Regions from separate parts of the Homo sapiens genome. Here region 1 is linked to region 2. A link is a contact called in ENCODE Hi-C or POLR2A ChIA-PET data. All regions are on one chromosome and are shown on one strand. Each heading gives the region's core, a stretch centred on a gene start or an enhancer-like site at or near the end of the contact. The rest is flanking DNA. Distances are from core to core; before and after follow the strand shown.

Region 1 (3,546 bases), core at 481-2,980, 810 kb after region 2:
CCTGCGGGTTCGGGAGAAGCTGGAGGCCCTTGGCGTGCCCGACGGGGCCACCTTCTGCGAGGATTTCCAGGTGCCGGGGCGCGGGGAGCTGAGCTGCCTGCAGGACGCCATAGACCACTCAGCTTTCATCATCCTACTTCTCACCTCCAACTTCGACTGTCGCCTGAGCCTGCACCAGGTGAACCAAGCCATGATGAGCAACCTCACGCGACAGGGGTCGCCAGACTGTGTCATCCCCTTCCTGCCCCTGGAGAGCTCCCCGGCCCAGCTCAGCTCCGACACGGCCAGCCTGCTCTCCGGGCTGGTGCGGCTGGACGAACACTCCCAGATCTTCGCCAGGAAGGTGGCCAACACCTTCAAGCCCCACAGGCTTCAGGCCCGAAAGGCCATGTGGAGGAAGGAACAGGACACCCGAGCCCTGCGGGAACAGAGCCAACACCTGGACGGTGAGCGGATGCAGGCGGCGGCACTGAACGCAGCCTACTCAGCCTACCTCCAGAGCTACTTGTCCTACCAGGCACAGATGGAGCAGCTCCAGGTGGCTTTTGGGAGCCACATGTCATTTGGGACTGGGGCGCCCTATGGGGCTCGAATGCCCTTTGGGGGCCAGGTGCCCCTGGGAGCCCCGCCACCCTTTCCCACTTGGCCGGGGTGCCCGCAGCCGCCACCCCTGCACGCATGGCAGGCTGGCACCCCCCCACCGCCCTCCCCACAGCCAGCAGCCTTTCCACAGTCACTGCCCTTCCCGCAGTCCCCAGCCTTCCCTACGGCCTCACCCGCACCCCCTCAGAGCCCAGGGCTGCAACCCCTCATTATCCACCACGCACAGATGGTACAGCTGGGGCTGAACAACCACATGTGGAACCAGAGAGGGTCCCAGGCGCCCGAGGACAAGACGCAGGAGGCAGAATGACCGCGTGTCCTTGCCTGACCACCTGGGGAACACCCCTGGACCCAGGCATCGGCCAGGACCCCATAGAGCACCCCGGTCTGCCCTGTGCCCTGTGGACAGTGGAAGATGAGGTCATCTGCCACTTTCAGGACATTGTCCGGGAGCCCTTCATTTAGGACAAAACGGGCGCGATGATGCCCTGGCTTTCAGGGTGGTCAGAACTGGATACGGTGTTTACAATTCCAATCTCTCTATTTCTGGGTGAAGGGTCTTGGTGGTGGGGGTATTGCTACGGTCTTTTAATTATAATAAATATTTATTGAATGCTTCCGCAGCGCCATTGTCTTCTGGGACACCTTCTGCCTGGCTATTTGTTATAAAACACGTGGCTCCCGCTCCCGCAAAAGGGAACAGGAAGCGGGAAGTGCACGCCTCTTCTTGGAGGGCATAGACCGGCCTTTGCCCTCATCCCATTGGCCAGAATATAATCACATGGCCCTGCTCCTGCCGCAAGGAACCCTGGGAAATGTAGTCCTTTCTGAACGGCCGTGTGCCTCCCGAGTCGGGGTTCTAATACCAGGAAAGGTGGAGGGAAAAGATATTGTTGAGGGCGGGGAGGGTGCAGCCTGGGCAGCATGGTGAGACCGCGTCTCTTCAAAAATACAAAAGTTAGCTGGGCGTGGTGGTGCACGCCTGTAGTCTCAGGTACTCAGGAGGCTGAGGTGGGAGGATTGCTTGAGCCCAGGAGCCGAAGGCTGCAGTGAGCTATGAATGAATGAATGAATGAATGAATGAATGAGTGAGCGAGTGAGTGAATGAATGAATGAGTGAATGAGTGAGTGAATAAATGAACGAGTCAGTGAATGAATGAGTGAAAGAATGAACGAGTGAATGAATGAGTGAATGAATGAACGAGTGAGTGAATGAATGAGTGAATGAATGAACGAGTGAGTGAATGAATGAGTGAATGGATGAGTGAGTGAAAGGATGAGTGAATGAATGAATGAGTGAGTGAATGAATGGATGAGTGAATAAATGCATGAATTTGAATGAATGCCATTGGGGGACATTTAGCAGTTTTTGCTGCAGCCCTTCCTTTTTCTTTGGGGTCTGCCTTTGATGCCCCCACCAAGGTTGGACTCCGATGCCACTGTGTGACATTTGGCAAGTGCCTCCCCTGTCGGAGCCTCTGCTTTTTCATCTGAGAAATGGGTCTGTGGAGGCTGTTGTTTCAAGGCCTCAGCGGATCATATGCAGAACCACATATCAGGTACACCATACCTGGGTAGCAGGTGCAGCACTCATTAAGTATGGGGACCCACATGGAAGGGATTAATATTTTTCAGGGTGACAGACCTTCTAAGAATAAGAATGGAGCCAAGGTTTGTTGGACACTTAACATGTATTGATTCTGGAGTGTCTAAATACATAAACAAGACTGGGTGCTGTGGTGGCTCACATCTGTAATTAATCCCAGAACTTTGGGAGGTTGAAGTGGGAGGGTTGCTTGAGGCCAGGAATTCAAGACCAGCTTGGGCAACATAATGAAACCCCATCTCTATTTTTTTTTTTTCCTGAGATGGAGTCTGGCTCTCTCACCCAGGATGGAGTGCAGTGAAGAGAGCTCAGCTCACTGTAACCTCCACCTCTCGGGTTCAAGCTATTCTCCTGCCTCAGCCTCCCGAGTAGCTGGGATTACAGGAGCTCGCCACCACACCCGGCTAATTTTTGTATTTTTAGTAGAGATGGGGTTTCGCCATGTTGGCCACGCTGGTCTGAAACTCCTGACCTCAGGTGATCCACCTGCCTTGGGCTCCTAAAGTGCTGGGATTACAGGCGTAAGCCACCACACCCAGCCGCATCTTTCTTATTTATGTATGTATTTATTTATTTATCAACTGAATAAGACATCCAACTCTTTTTAAAAAATAAATAAATAAATAGGCCAGGCATGGTGGCTCACATCTGTTATCCCAGCACTTTTGGAGGCCAAGGCAGGCGGATCACTTGAGGTCAGGAGTTCGAGACCAGCCTGGCCAACATGATGAAACCCTGTCTCTACTAAAAATAGAAAAACCAGCTGGGCATGGGGCACACACCTGTAGTCTCAGCTACTTGTGAGGCTGAGGCAGGAGAATCGCTTGAACCTGGGAGGCGGAGATTGCAGTGAACTGAGATTGCGCCACTGCACTCCAGCCTGGGCAACAGAGCAAGACTCTGTATCAGTAAATACATACATAAATAAATAAAAATAGGCAGGGCATGGTGGCTCATGCCTGTAATCCCAGCACTTTGGGAGGCCGAGGTGGGTGGATCACCTGAGGACAGGAGTTCGAGACCAGCCTGGCCAACATGGTAAAACCCCGTCTCTACTAAAAATACAAAATTAGCTGGGTGTGGTGGTGGGTGCCTGTAATCCCAGCTACTTGGGAGGCTAAGGCAGGAGAATCGCTTGAACTCGGGAGGTGGAGGTTGCAGTGAGCCGAGATTGCACCACTGCACTCCAGCCTGGGTGACGAGAGTGAAACTCCATCTCCAAAAATAACAATAAAATAATAAAATAAAAATAAATAGGGAGGCACGGTGTTGCAGGCCCGTTGTCCTGGCGTGTAAGGAGGCGAGGCCAGACGTTTGAGATCAGCCTGGGCAACATA
Region 2 (3,806 bases), core at 126-2,625:
TCCCCAAGTCCAGAGAGACTGACGGAGCTGGGGGAGCCCAGGCTCTGCCCGCCTCCCGGGCAGTTCTGAGGCTGGTTTTAAAGTCCACCCGGGGTCTCCCCTCATTTCACATTTCTGATCACTACCGTCAACACCACTTTTCCTTCCTGCCACGTTACTTCACCGAGCGAGTACCGGCAAACCGTGAAAACTGGATTGTGGTGGGTTTTTTTCTATTTTTCCCTTTGAGTATGTCCTACGGGTGTTTCCTTTGTAAATCAGCCCCGATTCAGGCTGGTCGGTCCCCTGTGGGTCACAAAGCATCTTCCCTGGGGAAACCAAGCAGCCGAATCAGGAATCCCAGGGCCTGGGTTCAAATCCCGACGCTGCCCGTCCTCGGCCGTGTGACCTTGGCCGAGTCCCTTCCCCTCGCCTGGGAAGTGAGGGTTTCAGGGTCTCCCCTCCAGGTACGGAGGAGGGGACGAGACGAGGGGAGAACCCTCCTCTCAGTGGACGATGTCACCCGTCACCGTTTCTCCTGCACGCGTGCCGTTTTTGTGGTTCTCCTGGCCCCATTGCGGCGTTAGGATTTGAACCCAGGCCCAGCCGGCCAAGGAACTCTCTCCGGGGCCTCGGAGGAGCCGGGGGACGCGAGAGCGCCAGGTCCGGCGAGGCCGCGAACGCGGCCGGGGGCGGACGCCAGGGCCCGCGAGCCACCGTCGCGGCCAAGAGGACCCCAGACCCACCCTGTGCCCGCCCTCGGGGCCCCAAATCCACCTTCTTCAGCCGCTCCATCAAAACGCTCTTGTTGCCGCTCGAGTCCACATTCCGTTTCCTCAGCTCCGCCCGCAGATCGATCACTCGCAGGTCGCTGAGGCGCCGCGTCCCGGTCTCTGACGAGGCGGAGCTCAGAGCCGCCGCGCCCGCCGCTCCAGAATCACCTAGGCCTGACAGAGTCTCCGCCATTCCAGGGACCCTGGCTCCGCCGCCCACTTTCCACAGAACCGGGCCGGTTTTATCAGGCTCCTAGCACAAAATGGCGCCGCCTGCGAGGGAACCGCTCCAGTCGCCCCAGCGCGCCTCGCTTCTGCGCAGGCGCACCAAGCGTAGGTTCTAGTATCCCGGTTGCAACTGCACATGCGCAGTGAGAACAACGCGGGGATGTGCGCAGACGCGTTGCGTCTCGTCAGCCTCCCGCCGGGAACTGCCGGGACGCATGCGAGCTGCAGATTCAGCGCTTGCGCGTTGTGCCGGGGAACCCGCGGTTGGTGGACGCGCGAGCGTCCTTGCTGCTAAGTACGCTAGTGGGGGCGGTGCGCGTGCGCGTGCGCGGCCGCAAAGCGGGGCGGGAGGAAACGAGTGCGTTTTCCTCTTAGGCGGCGCCATTTTGTGTTCAGAGCCGCTATAGCTGCCGGCGGTGTGCGACTGAGTCGGTGGCGAAGACGGGAACGCGACGATGGCGGAGACTCTGCCCGGGTCGGGCGACTCGGGCCCTGGCACGGCTTCTCTCGGCCCGGGCGTTGCGGAGACTGGGACGAGGCGGCTCAGCGAGCTGCGGGTGATCGATCTGCGGGCGGAGCTGAAGAAGCGGAACCTGGACACGGGCGGCAACAAGAGCGTCCTGATGGAGCGGCTCAAGAAGGTGAGGCGGCGCGGGGCTCGGGGGTGGCGCAGGAGGCCCGGGCACGCCCCCGCCTGCACCTGTCACCGCGGCTCCCGGACCCGGGGCGCCCTGGGTTCGCCCCGCGTCTTGGCCGACCCCGGTTCGAGGTGTCGGGCACCCAGGGGGCCGGCTGTGTGACCTTGGCCCGTCACCGCTCCTCTCTGTGCCTCCCTTCCTATCCTCTTTCCACCTTTTCTCCTCAAGCGCGCTCAGCGTGCGGTCTTCTCCGCTACCAGGGTGGCCCCGGGACCCCTCCTGGGGCTCCCGATCGAGCCTTGGCTCTGTGACCTTGGGCAGGTGCCTTTCTCTCTGTGCCTCAGTTTCCTCCTCCGGAGAATGGGTGTCTGGCGGACTCCAGAGCATTTACAGGAAAGGGGGCGGTGCTTGTTCTTGCCCCAGGGCTTTGGCCTTTACGAAGCTGTCCACCCGGGTCCCCCAGATCTTCTCGTGGCCGGCCCCTTGTTGTCATTTTGGGTCTGCCTGAGACATCACCTTCCTGAGCGCCCTTCCTAATGCGCTGCCCCACCTCCTTGCCAGCTCATCCTGCGTTTGTGTCGCACCTCGCTGAAAGCAGGGGCTAAATGCAAAATATTAAGGGGTTGGGAATTGTCTGTTTCCGCAACTGGAACAAACAACTTGAGCATAGGGAGGGAGCTTGTGGGTACCCAGTCCTGGACCCGGCAGGTGGCAGGCACTGAGGGACCTGTTGAATCTCCCCAGGCTGGCTGCTGTTCCTCCTCACCAGCGGTGGCCAGCCCTTCACCGAGGCCGGGCCAAGTGCAGCCTCTCTGTTCTAATTTGTCCCATCATATAACTTTAAAGTCGAAGGTTTGGCATTGTCGAGTTGAGTTGCCATTTTGGAACTGGTCCTTGACCCCAATTCTGGAGCTCCTGCTCACAGCCTCCCTCTCCTTTGTCATTTGGACCCAGAGAGACCCAAGTTGTGCGGGGTTCCTCCTCCGCCTTTTGGGCTTGCGGCCCAGATAGCTGACCCGGAGTTGCTCTTTGCAAGGACGGGTTTGCCTTTGTTTCATGGGAGGTTGTTACTTGTAAGGAACAGTGTGTGCCCTGCAGCTCTTAATGATGTTGTAAAACTCATCTCTCCCTAATAGGCGGTTAAAGAAGAGGGGCAAGATCCTGATGAAATTGGCATCGAGTTAGAAGCCACCAGCAAGAAGTCAGCCAAGAGATGTGTTAAAGGTATTGTACATATGCTGCTTGGGGCTTGAGTGTTCAGAGAATTTAGAGAAATGGTGTGTAGTGTGCTCTTCCCGCCTTCTAGGCTGGGAGAATTTCTCTGGTACTCGGTGTCCCTCCACTAAGAGTTAGCTTTGCTCGTCACCACCTAACAGGTAGCTCTGTCAAGGGCACAGGGAGGAGGAAAGAGATGTACAGGTGCCAAGTGCAATTAAAATATACGAAAAACGTTTCAGCTTCTGCCATTGGGATTAAAAGTCAACTAGAGAAAGACAAGCTCTTAAAGCTACTTCTACGGGTCTGAGGAACCAAATGTACCTACTTGGCTTCCTTCCTGGTTCAAAAAATAGGTCTTAACCCAAAGAAAAGGACACCAACCTGAGACCGAATAGAACTCAGCTTTGCTAGGGTCCAAAGTAGATTGTTGGGGTATTTGCACTCAGCCTATTTTTTACTATTACGGTTTTTGAATGTGAAGGTTTAATTCACAGACCGTTAAATTCATCAGGTTAAGGTGTACAATTCAGTGCTTCCTAGTGTATACACAAGGCTCTGCCACCACCACCACCGTCTCCTTCTGGATTTTCATCACCCAAAAAGGAAACCCGGTCCTCATTAGAAGTTAGTCGCCTTACTTTTCTCCCTCCAGCCCCTGGCAACTACTAATCCATGTTCTGTCCGCATAGATTTGCCTATTGTGGACATTTCATGTAGATGGAATTGTACAACATATGGCCATTTGCATCAGCTTTCACGTAGCATAATGCTTAAAGTTCATCTGTGTTGTAACATGTATTGATACTTCATTCCTGTTTATGGCTGATACCAGTTATTTTTGAAAGCATTGAATTCCATAAAACTTTGAAGCTTTGACTATCCCAGTTGGTATTGTTAGGTTTTATGGTGATAAGGATAATATAATTTAGGTTTCCTGTGCAGGGGGCCTGTTTTCTTGGAAAAGTGCTAA

The links. A loop is a pair of places that touch in the nucleus more often than their neighbours do. ChIA-PET counts read pairs that join two places held with the same protein, here RNA polymerase II (POLR2A). Pooled maps may share reads with other maps.
Region 1: a loop to region 2 is called in a pooled map, with 7 times the contacts of the local background. The contact joins the enhancer-like site here to the promoter of SAFB2 in region 2. A Hi-C loop is called at or near these places in 8 of 50 pooled maps. POLR2A ChIA-PET finds 5 or more read pairs at or near these places in 4 of 52 experiments (CD8-positive, alpha-beta memory T cell, HEK293, K562 and 1 more).

The regions. Positions count from the first base shown.
Region 1 is chr19:4,813,606-4,817,151 of GRCh38, reverse strand. TICAM1 (TIR domain containing adaptor molecule 1) reads left to right here. Exons shown (of 2, transcript NM_182919.4): 2 at 1-1,220. The coding sequence ends at 913. Among named protein-coding and RNA genes, the nearest start is that of TICAM1, 16 kb to the left of the region's middle. RefSeq lists enhancers at 1,170-1,299, 3,434-3,546. Within about 2 kb of position 1,730, at least 13 of the 41 ENCODE cell types and tissues checked have a DNase peak (open chromatin) inside an H3K27ac peak, as active enhancers do.
Region 2 is chr19:5,620,345-5,624,150 of GRCh38, reverse strand. It overlaps SAFB2 (scaffold attachment factor B2), which reads left to right and starts at 1,375. Exons shown (of 21, transcript NM_014649.3): 1 at 1,375-1,621; 2 at 2,755-2,842. The coding sequence starts at 1,436. It overlaps SAFB (scaffold attachment factor B), which reads right to left and starts at 1,068. Exons shown (of 21, transcript NM_001201338.2): 1 at 757-1,068. The coding sequence starts at 945. RefSeq lists enhancers at 1-637, 638-1,370, 1,291-1,630, 2,104-2,836 and silencers at 611-660, 1,631-1,750, 2,755-2,975.